Linked DNA regions of Mus musculus: region 2 is linked to region 1. A link is a loop called in an ENCODE intact Hi-C map of the cell type or tissue named here. Cell type or tissue: gastrocnemius. All regions are shown on one strand. Links, peaks and the distances in the headings refer to the core of each region. The heading gives the core; the rest is flanking DNA. Region 1 holds the start of Gm45623 (predicted gene 45623). Region 2 has its middle 8.4 kb from the start of Lect2.

Region 1 (10,550 bases), core at 3,720-8,719:
CGCCAGCCATATTCTGAGGACTTCTGCACCCTTACAGATCTGTCTAGAAAACATTCTCTCTCTCTCTCTCTCTCTCTCTCTCTCTCTCTCTCTCTCTCTCTCTCTCTCTCTCTCTCTCTCTCTCTGGGTGTGTGTGTGTGTGTGTGTGTGTTCTCCTTTCTAAGTCAGAGAACTCTCTGCCCCCTCACAGACCAACCCTATCTTCTTTCTATGTAGGATCCCCGGGACCTGGGGGATAGTTCCTAACTTCAGGGATGGACATTTTTGCTGTCATTCAAGGCTGTCCCAAAAGCATTGTGCACAAGATAAAAAGTAACATGCAAAAAGGCAGGGTTGAAGCAAGACACCAAAGAGAAGGGCTGCTAGCTAGACCCCTGCCCTTCCTTGCTCTGGATGCTGTGAACCTCCCCTAGACAGTTGAAACACAAAAGCTAACATTTGATCTTGTCCCTGAGTGTTACAATGTTGCCCCTTCCCTCTCACAGTTGACTTTGAGCAGTCTGACTGCCTTTTGGAAGAATCTTGGGTGTAAGCAAATGCGCATGCCCTGTACTCCCATAACACACACATCACATCACATCACGTCACGTCACGTCACGTCACATCACATCACATCACATCTATAGCTCCAAATACTAGGTTTGAATCTTGAGGACTAGGAAATCAGAGCCCCCCGGAAAGAAGGAACCTAGTTAAAGAGCTGCCTCCATAAGATTGACCTGTGAGCTTGTCTTTGGGGTATTTTCTTGATTAATGATTGATGTGGGCAGGCTCAGCCCACTCTGAGTGGTGTCACACCTTGGCAGGTTGGCCTGAGCTGTTTAATAAAGCAGGCTGAGTAAGCCATGGGGAGCCAGCCAGTAAGCAGGACCCCTCCACAGCCCCTGCTTCAGTCCCTGTTTTAGTTTCCCTCAATGAATCATAATCCACAAGCCAAATAAACCCTTTCCTGTTTTGGGTCAGTGTTAATCACAGCCACAGAAAGCAAACTAAGACAGAGACCATTAGCTTTTAAAAGCACAAGTGATTGTGATGTGAATCAGAAGAGGTCCCGGGAGGAGACACTGAGACCAAGCTGATGAATACTGCCCCGGCCCTTTGGGTTGCTCAGAAGACCTGCAGAACACCGCTATTCTCGCCAGAGTGGGTGATCAGGAACAAGAGACTCAGGCTGGATGATGGCTTGGCATGTCTTGAATGCCCTTCACTTGCTCGGGTATCTTCTTGGATGCCACAGCTCCCCACTGAAACTCGGCACCATCTACAAGGAGTGTGATCCGAAAGGCTTTTCCCAAGAAGCAGCCCCCTCTCTAACTGGGTGACGCCACCCACATCTTCCACGCCCCAGACAAGGCTACCCATCCTTCTCTGGACAGGAGTGGGAGAAGTTCTTTCCCCAGCAGAGCGGGGATACAGGGAATCAAAGCTGACTCCCAGGGAAGAGCCCCCAGGACGGAGATGCCTGAGTGTCCTCGCTGGAAGCTGAGAGGACAAGATGCCCTCATCACAAAATGGCACTGCTGATGGAGCTTCAGATTTAGATTTGAAATGCCACTTAAAGGACAGCTTCTCACTCCAACGTCTCCACACTCCGTCACGAGTCAGGCCATGGGCCTGCGTGTCCCTCTCTCCCTCCCTGCCAAGGCTAACAGGAAAAGCACTCCTCAGGTCTCCTGCATGGTTGCCTGGTCAGGGGACCTTTTTCTGCCCCTACCCATAGCTACAATCCCCAGAGCAGCTCACTATGACCTGCAGCTTTCCTTGGGAAAGGACAGTACTGTCCCCATGGCAGAGGGGAAATTTTAAAAAGGGGGGGGGGCGAGTAAGAGCTGGCCTTCTCAGACTAAGGTGCCAGGAAAGGGTTGGCTGGAGCAGTGGGTCACTGGCCACTTATAAAACAAGAGAATAAATCCTCATCCAGTCACCCTCGCCATCCCAGGGGGGACAAGCTCCAAGACGTCTCAGATACCCACATTCTTGAATACCCAAGTCCTTGTATAAAACGGAACATTATTTGCATGTGATTTGCAGCACACTATCCTGTAGTTTATTTATAATCCTAATTCAATGTCAATGCTTCCTAACTAGCTATTATCCTGCATTGTTCACAAAGCAACAACAGAAAAGAAAAAAAAAAGGCAAACTGGTTAACACATTCTGTTTTCCTGAATATTTTCTCCCCCAGCCAGTTGAACCTGCCCATGCAGACAGGGAGGGCTGACTGTAGTTTTATGGGGAGACAAACCAAGTTGCTGGGAAAGTCATAGTTTCCCATCTGAAATGAATACCCTCCTGCAAATGGGCTCTCTCCCTCTTTTTGCCAACTCTGTGTTGGATGGATGGAGAGGGGCTGGTGTCAAAAGTGGACACTCTCAGAGGCTGACCAAGTAATTCCAGACTGGTTGGTGTCCATGGACTCGGGCTCTGTGCGGGCCAGGCCAGCTACCAGGAGCTCCTACTGAAGAGCCTCCTCAAAAAGCCTGGGCTCAGAGGTTTGGCCTTGTCTTCTGGGAGTGGTATGAGGCAAATGGGCCCCTGTCTCTGCCTCACCAGGACTGATCCCTGAGAAGAGCTGGTAGCCCAAAGCTCCAGCCTGTTCTCCCATGGCCTGGAGCAACACCAATCCCCACAGGTGGCCCAACTGTGGTATGGACTGGTAGTGAGTCCCTCAGCCTCCTGATGAATGCTGCTCCAGCCACAGGGCTGACTGTAGGTCACAGGGGCCATCCCAGTACCTCTTCATCAGGCTGCCTATGTAGACTAAAGAACTGTCCCTGCAGGTCTTTCCTCTTAGAGTTCCTATTGATGTGAAGAGACACTATGACCAAAGCAACTCTTATAAAGGAAAAATATTTAATTGGGGACTGCTTTGCAGTCCAGAGGTTTAGTCCGTTACTATCACCTCTAGAAACACGGGGGCACACAGACAGACGTGGTGCTGGAGAGGTTGCTGAGAGTTCTACAACTGTATCATCAGGGAACAGGAAGACAGACTGAGCCACACTGGCCTGCTTTGAGTGTTTAAAACCTCAAAACTTGCCCCCAAGGGACATACTTCTTCCAACAAGGCCATACCTACTCCAAGAAGAACACACCTCCTAATATTGCCTATGTGAGCCTTGGGGGGCGGGGGGGGGGGTGATTCTCATCCAAACCATGGGCCTGAAAGCTACGTTGGCAAGTTTGATCTTCTTTCCACACTCGGAGCCTTTGTCAGGTTTTTTTTAAACATTGACTTTGATTCTGTTTTCTGTACTAAGTCAATGCTCACTTTTAAAACCAAATCCTGAGTCTTATTCTCAGAGAGGGCCCCAAAAAGTGTACAAACTCCAGGCTTCATTCTAGACCTGAGAATGGACCTCGGAAGAGCACAGGCAGGAAGCTGCTGAGAGCTCTGTTCCCAGCAACAGAGGCTAGGCCTGGGCGGAAGCAACCCCAGCAGAAATGTAAACCAGAGGAAGAGGTAATCTGCCCAACGATGTCCTGAAGCCTGGAATTCCAGTGGGCCTGAAACTACTGACCACAGACATGACACACTGAGCCAGCCCGGCCTCACTCTGTAACTTCCCCAGCACTTGGGAGGCTGAGGCAAGAGGACTGTTGTCACAGGTTCAATGACAGCTTGGCTACAGTGAAAACATAGCTTGAAAAACAAACACGGTAGAGACACTGACCACAAGGGGGCGCTCACCCCAGCCCAGACACAGGCAAGAGCTATGGTTCGCTCCAAGGCTGGGAAGATTCAGAAGGGAGGAACTGCCTGCTGGGGCCAGAGCCAAGAGAGAAGGCTTCTGGGGAAGGGTGAACCCCTGCCACCTATTTCTTCTCCCAGAATTCAACACGCTACAAAGGGTCTCCGGCCCCGGCCCAGCAAAAGGATAGCTTCCTGTTGAATCAGCACACTCAGAACTACCACTAAGTCCTACATCATGCCTCACAAGAGACTCCAATGGGGCGGCATTTGCTTGGGAACCTCTCACAGGCCTGGCTGATAGAGTTCTTCCCCCACCCCTTTTCCAGAATCACCCCAGTACTGTGACTGCTGGGTGGCTTCTTGTACCTACATATCCTATTCATCGTAGGTGTTCCCATGTGCGTCTCAGAGGTCCCCCTCCAACAGGGTAACATTAGTTTTTCCTCAGCACAACCCAAAGAAACCAAGAGACGGAAAAAGCAATGTTACTATGCAGTTAGCTTGACATGGAAGCTACCCCGAGAAGAACAAAGCCACCACCCCTCCCAATGGTTAGTAGGCCTTTCACAGATAACCTCGGCAACTGTAGCCAGTGATGACCCAGTTGTGGTCATTTTAAGAAATAAACAACAAATAGCCCCAAGATTAGACTCCAAAATGACCCGATTTTCCAAATGAGAACAGGCAATAGGCTTGGAGAATGGACAGGGAAGTGTGAAGGAGGAGTCTCGCAGAAGGTGGGGTTTACTATGCCAGGAACGGGTACCTCCTCTTTGTCCTCAGTCCTGGCAAATCCATGCGTCTCTGGTTGAATCAGAAGCTGGGGCAGGAACAGTTAAAACATAAGAATAAAAACCTACTCCCAAACCAAAACCTGTTCTGCAGGAAGGGTATCTCCAGAGTTCGCTGAGAGGAGGTCTGAGCCCACCCACGCTCCCTCACAGCAAAGTCTCTTCATCTCGGACCGTCACCCCCAACCTGTCTGGCAATAAACGGTTTCACAATGGTTCCCCGAGCATTTAGAAGAAACAGAAATGGCTTCACCAAGCACTGCACCGTTTCAGCAAGTTTACAAAATCCTGGGGCTCAGTGCTCCCCATCTCTCAAGTTTCCACTCAACAGCCCGGCAAGTGGCTGACATAGCAGGAGGGCGTCCTTACCCCCCCCCCCCGCCCCTGTCCCCCAGGTCTCTGCAGGCAGGCACCAGGAAAGGCGCGCATGCCACTTAACAACTGCGTAATGGGAGAGAGGTCTTTGTGAGTTCACAGTTCTGTGGCCCCTGCCTGTCAACGGCGGCCTCAGAGCCCCCTTTTATAATCTTTCTCAAGACTTAAATGTGTGAGTACACAAAGCGCCCTTAATGGAAGGTCGCTCTGGCTTGTATAAAAAGCTGTGTAAACTTCATCTCTGCATTTACTCAGTACCAGCCTTGTTTAATTTCCTGCCCGTGGATGTTCAGGGAACGTGATCAACCTCAGGGCTCCGAATATCTTTCAGAAAATCAACTGTGGCTTCCCCATCGATACCAGAGGGCTCCCCAGAAGGACAATATAGATGTACCCCCTCCAACTCTGTCAAGGAAAGGCAGCTTGACAACGTGCTCCTGTATAGACTGCGTGGACACCCCCAGATGGTGGAATTGGAGGCTCCCTTACAGTACAAACACATCAGGGTGACCTTGACAAGTGACTCCCCTTCCTGGGTTTTATCTCTTGCCTGGGGTACATACAGGAATGGCAGTGTCATCATGGGCTGCAGTGCGGGAGATGAACCCTAAAGCTCAAGCCTGCTCCATTTGGGATAGGGCCATGAACAGAAACAGTCTGCCATGAGGGAAAACTCAGACGACGTCAGCATCCTTCAGTGCCATGTGGGAGGAGTGAGTGGCATCAGGGACCTCAGGATCAGAGATGACCTTTGTCCCCGCCATGAGCCTGTGGTGCTGCAGGGACCCTCCCTTTGCACCAAGCCCTCTTCACAGACCCATGTTCCACAGCCTTGACCTAGAAACACAACCTGTTTCCTGAGTAGGGAAGTCTATCCGCTATCAAGCCTCCCTATACAATCCAAAAGCATTGTCCGTCCCAGGATGCCCCTTCCCACCTGAGCTGCCCACACAGCTGCAGGGAACCCACTACCTGGGCTCTCATCTAGCCAGGCTGGTGCCCAGCTCAAGCGTGTAAAATGCCTCACCACTTCCCATCCAGAGCTCAGGAGGGAATTCCAGGCCAGGCCCCAAACCGAGCCAGCCAAGCCTTTCAATCAAGTCGCACAAGGACCCAGAACTACTCCTCCATCCCGGCCCTACCCCACGAGGACCACTGTGTGGCTATGGTGCCAGTAAGACCTGTTCTGGTTTGGCATGTCTGTAAAGTCCCACCTCTGTTCACATGCTGTGAGAAATAGGTCAGGCCTACAGAGAAAGTGACTCCTGCCCCTGCAACTGTGGCCCTGCATTGGTTATGTGACGGTGTCCTGTGCTAACAAGGATAAAATTTGGCACCTCTCCAAGCCAGCTTTCCCATCAGATAAGGGAGTTGTTGGTCTAAACGGGAGCCAAACATGGAGGCCCAGAGACCTGTGTTCTTTAAGCACAAGGATTGATTGCCAGGACCAAGGCTGTCAAGGTTGGCAACTGAGCGGGTGTGGGCAGCGCTGAGTTTGCCTTTGCCCTAACTTCAACAGCGCCCCCTCCTGGCCCAGGGAGGCTCTGCAGAGTCCCCCACAGGGAAGCGCAAAAGCCCTTGGAGCTCTTCAGTGAATGGTAGTTCATCACTGTGCTTGGGACCACAGTTTCAAGTCCGAATGGGAGTGCCCAGGGTGCGTCTGCAGCACCAAGAAGGGGTTTGTGAGGATGGCCTCTGGCCAGGCACACCTTGGCCACTGTTCATACTGAGTCCCCACAGTATGAACAACTCATCTTCAGGCCATTTTGCCCAGGTGAATTCCGTCTGAGCAATGGGCAGCCAGTCACTGGGGTACTGTCTTTGCAAGCCCAGTGTGCAGTGGGGAGAAAGGACTGGCTAACTTCTCCTTCCATTGGCTCGTTCAACAGACATCCTAGGTTTTCCCTGGGTACTCACTACATATGGGGGGGGGGAGGCATAGACATGCACTTGACTGGTTGTGTCAAGCTCTCCCACAATCGGTGAGGTAACAAAATTGACACTAGGGTGAGGAGTGAGAGAGAGACTGCCTGCTGAGGAGTGTGGCAGCTGCTGTTTGCCTCCTGCATGAGACAAGGACTTGCTACTCCCCCCCCCCCCTCCACACACAAACACACACACACCACACACACCATCCCCAGTCCCTCGGACTGCCCACTAGAAAGTTCTAGTTACCAAGCCTTTCCCAGGCCTCTCCATCTGAGTCGCCCATGACCAGCTCACGTTCTCTTCTTGACTCTTTATGGGAGAGTGGAGCAGGCAAGGGTTGCTGAGCAAGTGACCAACTCCCGCGGAAGCCTGAGTCCCCACAGTATGAACAACTCATCTTCAGGCCATTTTGCCCAGGTGAATTCCGTCTGAGCAATGGGCAGCCAGTCACTGGGGTTCTATGCAAACTGGCAACACCTGGGGGCAGGGCAGGGGGGGAAAGAAATGGGGATGTGGCAGGTGTGAGGGTCTGAGCAAGAGCAGCTTAGAGAAGCTTCCTTCCTGGTCGCAGTTCTTCACTGAGGGACATCAGGGCAGGAGCTCAGCCTGCAGGCAGGAAGGGGAGCAAGAGCCACCGAGGAGCCGGGCGTGGTGGCGCACGCCTTTAATCCCAGCACTCAGGAGGCAGAGGCAGGCGGATTTCTGAGTTCGAGGCCAGCCTGGTCTACAGAGTGAGTTCCAAGACAGCCGGGGCTACACAGAGGAACCCTGTCTCGAAAAACCAAAAAAAAAAAAAAAAAAAAAAAAAAAAAGAGCCACTGAGGAACTCTTCTCACTGGCTTGCCTCCCATGGCCTGCGTTCTCATGCTATGCGACCCTGGATCACCTCCTCAGGGATGGCACAGACACCTCCCACAAAACCATTGCTCAAGAAAATACCCTACAGACGTTCCCATGGTAAATTTTCTCAGTTTGAGATTCCCAGATGACTCTTGCATATGGTCAAATTGACCATAAACAAACAAACAAACCAGCTCACCCCCTTAATTAAATGTTCTACCTGATGGCCTATGGCTGCTCATAAATCAGCCTCCCCACTCCCACCCCCACCCCCACCCCACCTCCAAAAAGGTAGACTTAGTACTGAGCCCAGCCTGTGGACTTTGAGACTCTTTTGCAGTTGTGCAGCCTTGGTAGGTGAGATCCTTACTGACTGCCAGATTCCACCCGAGGTAAGGTGCTCAGGTACCCCACTGCATACAAAGGTACCACGGTGCTATGACAGTGTGGGACATGAACTCTGAAGCCCGTGCCGTGCCCTATATTCAACCAACGTGTGGTTAGAGGCATGAATAGCAGCTACCAAAACCCCTCTGCCATGAGAGGGGACTCACTGTAGAGGCCAAGCTATGGACTCCCGGCCAGGTAGGCTAGGTTCAAATCCCAGCTCCTTCAGTCCCAGGCTTTGCAGATGGGAGGAAGAATGAGAACCCCACTGTCTTAGCGTCTTTCTCCGTTTCTTTTCCTCTTTCTCCCGCTATTCTGTTTCCTCTTTCTCCCGCTTCTCTCCTCAGTATCCTCTTTGGTGAGTGATGGAAGGCAGGCGGTCGCAGCGCTGTCCTTTCTGATCCTCAGTCATTGGTTCGCAGCCTCTCTCTCAGGGCAGTGCTGCAAACCCTGCCACCTCCCCGCCTCCCTCCCTCCCAGGACAGAAGCTGCTCCGAGCTCAGTCTCCAGCTCAGGCAGGAGCGCAGCGGTGAGAGCGCGTGAGGACAGGTTCGCTATAATACACCAGGCGTCTGGGAGGCTGCAGGACCGCTCCAAAAGGCCACCGCACCCGGGGGAGCAGAGGATCCGCGAGCACCGGCGCCCAAAGCAGAGCCCCGCACGCTGCTTCTGCATTCACCTGCACCCTTCGCAGCGGCTGCAGCCCAGGGGTGCTTCGGAGCTCACCGGAGCTGAAGAGCGGCTGGAAAGCCGTAAAACGGGCCCGGGGCTCAGAACTCTCCAGGTAGCAACAGACAGAAGCGGGAACTCCCGAGGTGCCGGGGTCTGCCGCGGCTGAGCATCTTGAGCGGCGGACGACACCACCACCACCCCCGCGCGCCGAGGGTCCCAGTGACCTCGCCGCCTGGGGGGCGCCGATTCCCCGCCAGGTGAGCGCGGCTAGGCGGGAGGGGAACGTCATGGAGGCTCTTAGCAGCGCCGGTCTACAGCATCAGAAGTGAGGTGGTCCTGCCGGAGTCGGCGGGTCCCCGCGGATCATGTACGGCGACGTGTTCAACGCCACTAGCGGGCCGGAGGCGGCGGGAAGTGCCGCGCTGGCCCCCGGAGCCACGGTCAAGGCAGAGGGCGCTTTGCCGCTGGAGCTGGCCACCGCGCGTGGAGTTCGGGACGGCTCGGCCACCAAGCCCGACCTGCCCACCTACCTGCTGCTCTTCTTCCTCCTGCTGCTGTCCGTGGCGCTCGTCGTCCTCTTTATCGGCTGCCAGCTGCGCCACTCGGCCTTTGCTGCGCTGCCCCACGATCGCTCGCTCCGCGACGCCCGTGCGCCCTGGAAGACGCGACCGGTATAGGGCAGGAGGAGTCAGGGCCGCGGGGAGCTTGGGTTTTGGCCTTGCAGAAAGCATCCAGCAGGAGCAGAGTAGGTTGGGCTTCGGAGTCTCCCAAAAACCATTTTGGACCTGGAGAATAAGGGGTGTTAGGAGGTTGCCTGGGGTCCTGGTCCCAGTGCCTAAAAGTACTCCCTAGGCGAGTACCCCCCTCCACCACCTACAACAGGTCCTGTCAGGAAACCACCCAGAAAGACCCACCCGGGCACAGGAGCCTTCCTTGCCTGCCTGGTGAGTTCCTGACTTTGCTCGCAGACAGGCAGCAGGCACCGCGAGCGCGGGACTAATCAGGAGCTGACTGTGCGGACTGGACTCCGGGGCCCTATGGGCTGTCTGCAGCTGCTCCCGCCTATCTTGCTCCTTAACACTGGGGATCCGATAGAGAAATGACACAAGGTTTCAGTGTGTCCTGCTTGGGTTCGAGTACCCAGTTTCCTCAGAGAGCAGGGGCTGAGGGATCTGTGGAGGGACAAAGGATTACATCCACCGCTGCGGGGGTGCTGCAACGGAAAGTCTGCATCTCGTGTCTCCACCCAAGACGTTTCTACAATAAAAGCTCACCAAATTAGATCCAGCACCGAAAACACTGATCATTGGTTGCACCGTTTGGGAAAGGGATTGTGAAGGGCCCATCCCCAGGAGGAATAGACCCAAGGCTGACCCACCTCCTCTGCGAGGGTCAGGTCAGTCTGAGCATACCTGCTGTCTGGGTTTCCCTAGCTTTTTGCTTGCTCTGGAAAGCGTTTGTTTTCTTTGGGGTTCTGTTTTCTGGCAGACTCCAAGGATAACCTGATCTGCTGAATGGTCCTGTTAACTGGACCCCGTAGAGACCCTCTCTGAGAGGCAGAGCTTTCTCTCATGCCCGTGCCCCCACAGCTGTCTTGGGCCTAAAGCTTTCAGAGCCCTGAGGCAGAGACGGGGCTTGGTGAAGTGAGGTCCTGAAAGGAGAGGGAGTGGGGTAGCATTTCCTCCCAAGCAGACAAAAGCCAGCCCCGAGATCCCCACGAGAACAATGGTGACAAAGAACTAGGGGGTGAGGAGGCAGGTTGTGACAACTTTGACTATTTTCTAAGTTAGCCTAGTTCCAGGAGGTGGGTTTGGTTTTGACACAGGGTCTCACAGGCCTGGCTGGTCAGGAACTCACAGAGG
Region 2 (10,550 bases), core at 3,134-8,133, 200 kb after region 1:
CATTAAGAACAAAGCCCAGGGGCTGACCCTGGTCTTATCCTTCAAGTCGCTCACTTTCACAGAGAAATAGGAGACACCTGAAGGATACACATGGGGTTATGGTTCTGAAGGAACTTAAATGCCTCATAAAAAAAAAGTTTGTTTTTTTGTTTTGTTTTGTTTTTTTCGACTGAAAACCGTTTCATGGCAGTGAAAACCTGTGGCCAGCTAGGAGAAAGGTGTGGCACAAACAGGACTGGTGTGTAAGAAGGTGGGAAGGTTCTTTGAGTAGAGGGAAAGGAAGAAAGACGCACAGGATTGTCGAACTCCTCCACAGGGACTCTGCAGGGAAGATGTGTTCCATGGGAAGAAAGCAGGTATCCCGGAAGGTCCTGTGTAACTCGTCTCTCTAAGACCAGGTTTTCTGATGTCACCTGTGCTCTCGCTGGGTTTAGAACTCACAGCTGAGCTGACAACCTCCTGGTTTTGCTCCTCTTCTTGCCGTTACTCCTGGGCAGGCAGACATTGGTGGGGAGGGGCAGGGACCTTCCTAGGGCCCCATCGTGAGCCGATCCTATTATCAGATGCATTTGAGTCCATGCCTTGTTTAATTCCATCCTTCTGGTCACCTCCTTGTCTATCTACTTAGAAGACTGGGGCTGTTCTACCCTGCCACCCCACACACTCCATCTTTAGGTAGCCTGATTCTGCTAGCAGGCTCTCCAGGAATAGACCTCTTTCCTTCTGGCCATTCCATGCTTGGGCTCCGTCGGAAATCGTCATCACACACAGACCTCGGGGAGTCTCAGGGATGCTGCCTTGGCTGCCATTCAGAGAGACTGTGCTTGGATGGGGGTGGAGGGCGTGGATGTAGGTGAGTGCTTTCCATGGGTCAAGGTCCAACAGTTGTGGCTTTGTGTGAGCTCCAGTGTGGTCAAGCAAAGTTTAGCAGCAAACAGAGCAGCAAACAGTAAAACAAAAGGTGCTCTGTCCCCTTTGAGAGAAACACCGAGGACCCTCATCCCTGGAGTCGTTAATAGAGAATTGATACGCAATGGAAATCCTTCTACCTTGGCAAGACAAAGTTGGCCTTAATTTTTTTTTTATTTTTAAAGGCAAACATAATTTGCTGGAGAATAAAAAGAAACAAACTTCAACAGAAAAAAAAATGTTTCAAAAGAAATGCTACTGATCCACAAAAGAACAAAACCACTAATCACTTAGTAGGTGATTGTCATTTCAAAAGTCGCTGAGGAAAGGTCCTCTTCCAACTCTTTGGTTCTCCTGCAGTGCCTCGTCTTCCTTTGGGACTGAGGAGGCCTGGGGCCAAGTTCTTGGTCTTTCCCTGTGGGATCCTCCCTGCCTGTTTCAGCGTGCCTTCCCCGTGTCTCTCCAGAAGGCCCTTCTCTTCCCTGTCATTGCTCCTGGGAAATGACAAAGGACTGAGGCAGAGTGCTCTCTAGACACTCTGGAACGTATCTCAGGAATGCTCTCCCAGCTTACAGTTTCTCCTCCTGTCTTATTGCTCCCCTGACTCTTCGTCGACCATGGTAAACTAAACAGACCCCGTGGATCCTTGAGATTGTAATTAGGTAAGTGAAATCAACAAAATGAAGTTCCCTGAAGTCCTCGGGTGAGGCCCACAAGTCAGGCTCCTGCAGCAGGCCTGTTCTAGCTCAACTCCAAGTCAAACCCATTCGTTATCTGAAGCAAAGGTGCCAGGTGGCCCAATGGTTACTTCATGTCTTCGTGGCTTGGCCATGGTCTCCAGAGGTTTGTTCAAACCCCAGTGGAAGAAGGTGCCTGGGAAGTAACTTATTTTGCCGATGAGATTAACATTTAAACATTTCTCTGAAAGCTAATCATTACCTTTGTTATTTGTCTGCGAGTGTGTACATGAGTAGGCAGACACATGGCACAGGGAGTGCGAGGTCCTAGGGTCTTTTCCCTCCTTCCACCATGCAGGTCTGAGAGAGTGAACTCAGGTTGTCAGAGTTGGCAGACCACTAGGCCATCTGTCCTGCCCCAGAGCTGCCTCAGATTAACATTTAAATCCACAGACTCCAAGTTAGCAGATCTCTCTATAAAACGAGGTGCGACTCATCCAATCAGCTGAAAACATCCTTTCAAAAGAGAAAATGCTGCCTCCTGAACACCTTTGGACCTCACGTTGCAGAGTTAGCTCTTTCCAGCTCTCTCCAGTCTGCCTACCCTGCTTGCCCTCACAATTGCCTGGGCAAATTTTTAAAAATCTGTTTATCCTCTCCTTGTCTTTCAACCTCCCTCTCTTCTCCATCCTTTCTTTCTCTTTCTCCCTCCCCACTCTGGCTTTCAGAAGATGCCTCTAGGGCATAAAGATTGTATTTTCCTAGAAGGTTCTACTTCCCACCAACAGCCTGCCTAAGACTTGCTTGAAGCCAGGCAACCCACGTAAGGTCACACCACATTTTGCAGCCTCGGGTCTAACGGAGTTTCTTCACTTAATAGCCCTGATCTAGCAACAGCAGGATTCTCTCAAATCTTTAACTTCTCATAAAACATGTTCACAGTAAACCTTGAAAACAGATAAAAGCCATGGAATGACATACCCAGCCATGACATAAATGTTTGTGACTGTCCAGCGATTACAAGTGTACCCCCTCTGTTAGTCTCCATCAGAAATGTTCCCAGGGTAAGGCCAAGTCTCCCTGGAGGTAGCAGAATGTCAGAAATAGGCCAGCAGGGAAGTATTGCTACCTCTGAAATGTGTCACAGGCTGAACTGGCTAGAGGATGTTCCTGTTTCTCTCAATTGTCCTGTCCCTGTATCCACACTCATTCTTCATTCTGTCCCCTGAGCTTTACCCCCTGAGGTACCGACCTTGTTTGGTCTGCTTGCCTCCCTACTGGGAGATCCCTCACTGTGGCATTCAGTCCTCTGACCACACTCAGAGTCCAAGCCTCATGGACCGGATTTCTGATCACTCATCGGTAGGAAAGACATTCTTGTTGACAATTTCTATTTTTAGGAGATGCCAGTAGCTAGAGGAGCATTCTGATCCCTGAGCAGATGAGCATCCCTGTAACGGTGGAGTTATCACTCACTTTAAGACATTCAGCTGCTCTGAGTCAATCAGAGCAATGGTGCCAAGAGGTGCATCTGCATGTGGTGCAATTTCTGGGTTCAAAGCTCAGTGTCTACTGTGGCGTGGGGTAAGCTAAGTTTGTGTTTCCCTAGGTGGCCATTAACTGTTTGCTTCCTCTTGGTCAAAGTCTCAGCAGCAGGGGAAGCTGAGTGAGAGGTGTGCCTGCTGGGACCCAGTGTTTGGGACGTTCTGGGATAGTTTCTAGAAATCAAATCCCAGGCAGAGTTTTGAAGACAGGAGAGTCTCAGCTGAAAAGACTGGCTTTCAATGAGTCGGTGCTGAGTCTTGCTGGATAGGCTGGAGTATCTGGATGGTGCCGACTGAGTCCCATGCTTTGTCTGGTACCAACTATCACGAGTCTTTTGACCATGAAAGCATGCCAGAGACAAAATCCTCTAGTCTCTCACCAGGAGACAACTGTGTGTGAGTGTTAACACTGGAGCTGTCATGGAGACCCAGACACTCAGAAGGCACCTTGAAGTTGTCTGCCCCCGGCACACAGTGGCTAGGTCCACACACATTCATTCCACTTAGCTGTGCTTCCTGAGGAGTATGTGTGTGTGTGTGTGTGTGTGTGTGTGTGTCTGTCTGTCTGTCTGTCTGCCCGTGATATCATCTTACCTGTCAGGATAGTTATTATAAAAAAAACCAATAAACTCAAAGAAATTAAAAACCCTTATGTGATCTTGGTGAAATAGAAAACTGTAGCAGTTCCTCAAATTTTTTTAAATTTTTATTTTTATTTTATGGGCCAGGGTATTTTGCCTATATATGTGTCTATGCACCACAAGTGTGCAGTGCCTGCAGAGGTCAGAAGAAAGTATCATATTTCCCAGAACTTGAGTTACACAGATCGTTGTGAGCCACCATGTGGGTGCTGGGGATCAAAACTGGATTCTTTGCAAGAATAACCATTGTTATTAGCCACTGAGCCATGTCTCCAGCTCCGCGCTGCTTAAAATGTATAACTACCATGCGACTTTGCCATTCATTCCACGTAAACACCCAAAAGAATAGAAACCAGGGTCTCAGATGCCTGCACCTCTATATTCAATGAACCATTCACATACATACCCCCCCACACACACTCAATGCAATATTACTCACAATAGTAAAGATACAATCAAATGTCAGTCAATAGAATTGAAGTATCCACCAGTGACCATGTGAGTATGGTAGAACATTATTCAGTCTTAAAATATCCATTAGCCCAACATGGATAAACGTGGAGGACATTTTACTAAAGTAAAACAAGCCAAGCACAGGAGGTCAAGGTCATGATTCCACTTATGTGAGATTGAGAACAAAGAGGCAAGAACAGGAAGGTGGTTGGCGGGAGCAGGAGAAAGCAAGACATAACAAGCTCTGCGGGCATAAAGGTTTAGCCAGAGAAGACGAAACGATTCTAGAAGTAAGCCGTACATTCCACATGGCAGCTGTAGTTCACAGCGGTGGCATGTGAACGTTAAAGTGTGTTGTGAGGACAGAGCTCATGTTTACTGCTCTTACCCTGAAAGAAAGATAACAACAAACCACATTTGAAAAAGGGCAAGAAGCGTCTGGTGATGGTGGACATTTGGTACCTCGACTTGGGTGATGGCATCTCGTGTATGTACATATATCCAAACACATCAAAAGGCATAAATTAAAGGCGTCCAATTTTGTATATCAATTCTAGATAAATAAATCTAAAAATAATTGAAGTGATGTTTTAGAAGATGTTTTTTGGATATAACTTATAAATCACAAACTGCTAAAGGTGAACACAAACTCAGAATCTCATTAACATTCCAAGCTTCTATGTGGCTAATAATGCTGTCCAGGGAGTGAAAATACAACCCATGTGACAGGACAAAACATGAAATTAGGTACCTGAAGAGGTCTAGTATCCACAATATGTAAAGATCGCTGACATTGCAACAACAAAATGACAAATAACACAAAACAAGAAAATCGGGCAAAAGATTTCAATAGACATTTCTCCAAATGAGAGAAAGAAAGGGTTAGTGTGCCTTGGTCCATGAAAATACACCCAGTGTCACGAGTCAGCAGGCAAAAGGAGTTATAGTACAAACCTGAAAGTCTACCTCTCACTCGGCTGGAGGCAAGTGTTGGCAGAGTTGAGGGAAAATCAGACTCAGACATCACAGGCTCAGTGCAGATCAAAGCTCACCTTGTTCAACACAGTTGTGTCAGCAATTCCTCCTCTATGTGTCTATGTGTCCACCCAAGGAAGCTGAAACCTTATCCCCACAAAAACCTGTACACTGAGGGAGCTTGAGTGATGGCTCAGAGGTTAAGAGCACTGACTGTCTTCCAGAGGTCCCGAGTTCAATTCCCCCCAACCACATGGTGGCTCACAACTATCTATAATGGGATCCAACAGCTCACAGATGCACTATTCATGACAGTTGTGGCGCATTTATACTGTGAATGGACCTGGGAAACAATACTCAAAGTGAAAGAAGCCAGACACAAAATATCAATGGTTACATGATTCCACTCATGTAAAAGATCCGGAATGAGTAAAGACCATAGAAGGGAAAGGTAGACTCTGAGTTATGGGGGTGGGCAGCTGGAGGCAATGGAGGGAGGGTGGCTGATAGTGTGTATCTTATTTAGAGGCGATGACAGCATCCTGGAAGGAGAGTTGTGTTGTGATTCTGTGAAGATATTAAGAAGCCAGGTGTTATAAAATTTGAAAGGGTTTTATGTCATGTGACATTTCAATTGAAAAACTAAATCTGTCACAGGTGCAAAGACACAGACATTTATTACATATGGTATACTTCTTCCCTCCATTTTTAAAGAGATAAGGACACCCTGACTGGCCCTGTTTAATCTGGGGCTGCTGTGCTGCCTGGCCAGCCTCCAGGGACACACTGTGGAAAATAAGCCTTTGAGCAGAAAAGGAAGTCTGGACATTCGAGGTTCTGAATCTGTTTGGTGACCTCTAGTGGGGAACAATTTTTATTCCATTTCTTCATGGGAAAGGGGACAATTTCACACAGGACCACAATAGTGGTGGGAAAAGCTCTAAATTCTTTGCCTTTTAGGGTGTATAAACACTTTCCCAAGAACTGGAGTCATAGAAAGTATGTTTTGTGTTGTGTTGTATAGGAACTGTCTCCGTTGAACATCATAATCCTTACCGATCTACCTACCTGTCTCTCAAGCTGCCACCTCTCTCTGTGTGCTCATTAATTTGGTCCCCAGTCACTTGAATCACTCTCTCTACATCCAAGACTTGGGTACTGGAAAGACTCAGAGTGAGACTTTGGATTAAATTCCACTCTACTAGGCGTGGCCAGTGGACTTTAATCCTCATGCTAACATCAATGTAGTTTGATAGATCCCAAGGCTTGACTAGTGATGTCTGCTTTGGACACATGAAGAAATCCATGGCTTGTATCCTGCACTCTTGCCAGCTAGAAATAGACAATTTTTCTAAAGGGGCCTCTGACCAGAAAGTCTCCTGTGATATCACTCCGACCTTGAAGTGCTACATTACCCGTGCTACAAAGCTACACTGTATGTATAAACTATACGTTGTATCAAGAGACAGTGGTGCCTTCCATTGCTTACACCAAATTTAAAGTAAACAACCAAGCATGGTCTCTAGTCTGCTGTAAGGGCCACGACCCTGCCCCATCTATAATTATTCATTTCAACAATACACAAAGAAATGGCTTGCTGAGAAATGCTTGTTAGGTTCTAGGGTAAGCTGACTACCTCCAGCCACTAGAAAGCCTGGACTTCATCCCCTATGTTAAAATTATTTCCTATCAAATCCCCCTCTTTTTATTTCACCACCCAAAATGTTCCCACTAATTCCCCATGCTTAAAATGGTTTCTGTTTCATTTGGATGTGCGTGTGTGTGTGTGTGTATGTGTGTGTGTGTGTGTCTGTCTGTCTGTCTGTCTGTCTGTCCGTCCATCTGTCTGTCTGTCTGGGGGAGGGAGGGGAGGATTTGGTAGAAAGGGTATGGATTCATCACTACAACAAGGTCCCCAGTGCCCAAAGCATCCACAGAAGCTGAAATGTGCATGCACTGACTCTCTGACAATGACTACGATAGGCAGGCTTTATAGCTAGAGAGGCTCTGGCCTTATTTTAGATTTCTGAACCCACATGGTGAGAAGCCAGTGGTCTGACACCTTTAGGTAGGTTCTTCTGAGAGAGGACCAGCAGGAAGCCTGGGATGTTTGGTCACCAACAGTCCTTTGAAGGTAAGGTTACCTCTCCCCCTGCCCCAGCTTTATTCAAAGGCTTTCAAACTACAGGTCAAATAAAAGATCAGAGATACTGATATGAAAGTGCTGACCAACCCACACATCCAACAACTGGGAAACAGATGAAGAAAGGCTGGTTTACCGGACTCAGAAAGACAGGCGTTGCCTTTCTAGCCCCAAATCTTCAGCAGTGAATGCATAACCCATTGTAACCATAGAAACCAGGATTGTATAGCAGGACCATTGCCAGGATTGGGCACTGGGGGGAGCAATAGAGACAGGACAGCAGGATACAAGTAATCTCATCAGGGAGATGGGAAGAGGGGCTAGCAAGATGTAAGTGAGCTGATGGGGGAACAGGGAAAGTGCAGAGTCCTTAGGGAAGAGGGAGGAGGTAAATTCAGGAAGATGAAGGAGGGAGGTAACATAACAATATGTACATCTGGAAAAGCCACAAGAAAAGATACTATTTACATAATTTAGCGTATGAAAATACACGCATAATTTAATAAACTTTTCTCATGGGGTTGATGGCTCTCTCTGCAAGGGACAAAGACCACCTGATAAAAACTCCAAACCAGACATTAGCGGCCCTCTTTGGAGGTCTTGCCCAGGGCTAAGAGATTCCCCAAACATACAGCCTACTGCTATTGTCCTTGGTTGTCTCCTAGAGGTAGAAAGTAAGTCCCCTTTGCTGATGGCACCCTGCACTTCAGAAGCAGGGCCCAGAGGCTCACAATCTGGAACTGACCCCGATGCCCCCTCCCTGAGGACTTGCTCTCATGGTACCCTGTGTACAAGCTTCCAAAGGAGGGGTAAATGGGTGCTGGAGACAGGAAAGAGAAAGGAGAAATGTTGTAGCTAAAATAAAATTTCAAAAAGAAAAACAATGAAAGAAAGAATATGCAAGTATTTTTTTTCAGCTGTAAGGAAGAACAAGGTTACACCATTTACAGAAAAATAAAAACAACCACAGGCAATCATATTAAGCCAATCAAGTCAGCTCAGAAAGATGATATCGTGTGATTGCTCATTTGTGAGCCCTGGGATTTGTGTAGAGAGAGAAAATCACACACAGACACATAGAAGTAGAACCATCAAAGGGAACAAAGGGGAATTTTGGGAAGGGTGACAGAGGGCAGGGAGCAGTCTAGAATGGGGAACGTGCCTACAGCACCTTACATACCTATTGAAAACGGCCTTGCGTGGTTCTACAGAACAGAATGTAAAATATTAGCGTCCATACTCTCTGATTTTTCCCACAGCTGAGTAAGACCAAAACGGGTGCATGTCAGTTTCCCAAATGGGAGTTCCCAGATCAGTCCTGACACATTGACCCTCTGCAACATAATATTCTATAAAGCAGCCTCGGGGTTTTGTTTTTCTTTGCTTTTAGAGTGTTATGCCCCGACTCTGCAGGAAGCCCAGGGGAGCTCAAGAACTGCAGAGTCCGATGCAATTGTGCATATTGGTTTTATTGTTATTTTTTATTTTTTACTGTTTTCGAGTCAGACTCGATCACAAACCTTCCTACAGCTCAGGACAGGAGTGCGACCAGAAGCTTGGAAGGCTTGGCACTTATATATAGCATGGTTAGAGATTCTTTGAATGCTTAGGGTGATGGGGGGTGGGGGAGGAGGATACGGTGAGTCATAATTCAGACACGATACCATTTGGTAGGGCGGGATCGCATGGCTGAGAGGGGGATTCTTGTGACCTACGAACTATCTTTATGGGCCAACCAGGAACTAGTTTTATGGCTAGCTATAACTGTCTGTGACCCCCGATCACCCTCTCTTCCATGATTCAAACATGGGACCCTAATCTCTTTTTTCCAAGGACAGGCACCAGCTGCACCTGGGAAGCGCCCTGCTGGCTATCAGCAAGAGTGCTAGCCTCAGTGTCACAGAGGCAAGGGAGGCTGTCCTCTGTCATTATTATTATTATTATTATTATTATTATTACTCTGTGTAGCCCTGGCTGTCCTGGAACTCACTCTGTAGACCAGGCAGGCCTCAAACTTAGAAATCTGCCTGCCTCTGCCTCCCAAGTGCTGGGATTAAAAGCGTGCCTATCCATCTTACTCAAGCTGGTACCTGTGGCTCCTCTTAGGTGCAGCCATGGAAGGGGAGAAGTTTGCTGCAGGAGAGAGCAGGGGTTGGGGGGGAAAGCAGAATGCTTGCTGTGGGAGAGAGCCTGGGGTGGGGGAAGGGAAACGACTTTGAGAAAGTGCAGAAGCAAGCCTCCTGTGCATTTCAAGAGCTATGCTCTAACACAGAAGTGAGTACACATATATTAAAATGTTGATATTCGCCGGGCGTGGTGGCGCACGCCTTTAATCCCAGCACTCGGGAGGCAGAGGCAGGCATATTTCTGAGTTTGAGGCCAGCCTGGTCTACAAAGTGAGTTCCAGGACTGCCAGGGCTATACAGAGAAACCCTGTCTCGAAAAACAAAAACAAAAACAAAAACAAAAACAAAAGCTGATATTCCAGAAAAAAAAGGGGCAAGATGTGTGTGTGTGGGTGTGTGTGAGGAAATGCATGTGACCCAAATGGTTATGGATATTTGTTTTATACTGACTTGAATTTGGGGATGGGTTTTGCTATAAAAATGCAATGCTTATATAATAAGAACATTAAATATAGCTACTTCCTAAAAGTCAGGGGGGGAAATCAGGATAATTTCCAAGAAGAGACAATGGACTTGGCTAATAGCTTTACAGAGAGAGATAACAACGGGGGAAATGAGGAACTTGGATAGCTGTCTAGCCCCCCCCCCCCCATCAGCACAGGACATCTGTTTCCATTCCATCTGGGAGGGGGTGTCTGGGAGCGGGGAGAGTAGGGTCTCATCACTACAACAAGGTCCCAGTCCCCAAAGCGTGTACATCTTGTGCCTCTTTCTCTCTGACGATGACTACAGTAGACACACTTCAGTAGAGAGGGTCTGGCTTTGGTTTAGTTCTCTGAATGCACGTGGTGAGAAGGCAGTGGCCCAACAGCTTTAGGCAAGATCTTCGGAGTGGGCTCTGGAGGAAGGGACCAGCAGGTCAAACAACATAGATCTAACAGTAAAGTAACTGCAGGGCACAGTGTAGTAAAATCCTAGAAGCCATTACCTGCCCTCAATAACTATCCGTTTGTGAGGTCACATTTCATACACATACCCATGCTTCAGACCCATGGGTATTTTGAAGTCAATCTCTGGTTCAA

What was found. A loop is a pair of places that touch in the nucleus more often than their neighbours do. Peaks named below come from ENCODE experiments on the same cell type or tissue, not always from the same donor. Only the 100,000 strongest peaks of a DNase experiment are listed, where the experiment ranks them.
Region 2: a loop joins it to region 1, with 2.7 times the contacts of the local background. A loop is called at or near these places in 11 of 42 quality-filtered maps.

The regions. Positions count from the first base shown.
Region 1 is chr13:56,751,795-56,762,344 of GRCm38, reverse strand. It overlaps Gm45623 (predicted gene 45623), which reads left to right and starts at 8,518. Exons shown (of 1, transcript NM_001378296.1): 1 at 8,518-10,550. The coding sequence starts at 9,054. The coding sequence ends at 9,365. Gm52066 (a long non-coding RNA gene) reads left to right here. Exons shown (of 3, transcript XR_003950712.1): 3 at 1-28. In gastrocnemius, for the core only: a CTCF peak has its summit at 6,412 (motif pointing left); a DNase peak (open chromatin) is centred at 6,324; H3K4me3 peaks cover 189 bases.
Region 2 is chr13:56,551,621-56,562,170 of GRCm38, reverse strand. No RefSeq gene overlaps it. Among named protein-coding and RNA genes, the nearest start is that of Lect2, 8.4 kb to the right of the region's middle. In gastrocnemius, for the core only: a CTCF peak has its summit at 6,056 (motif pointing left); DNase peaks (open chromatin) are centred at 5,977 and 7,585.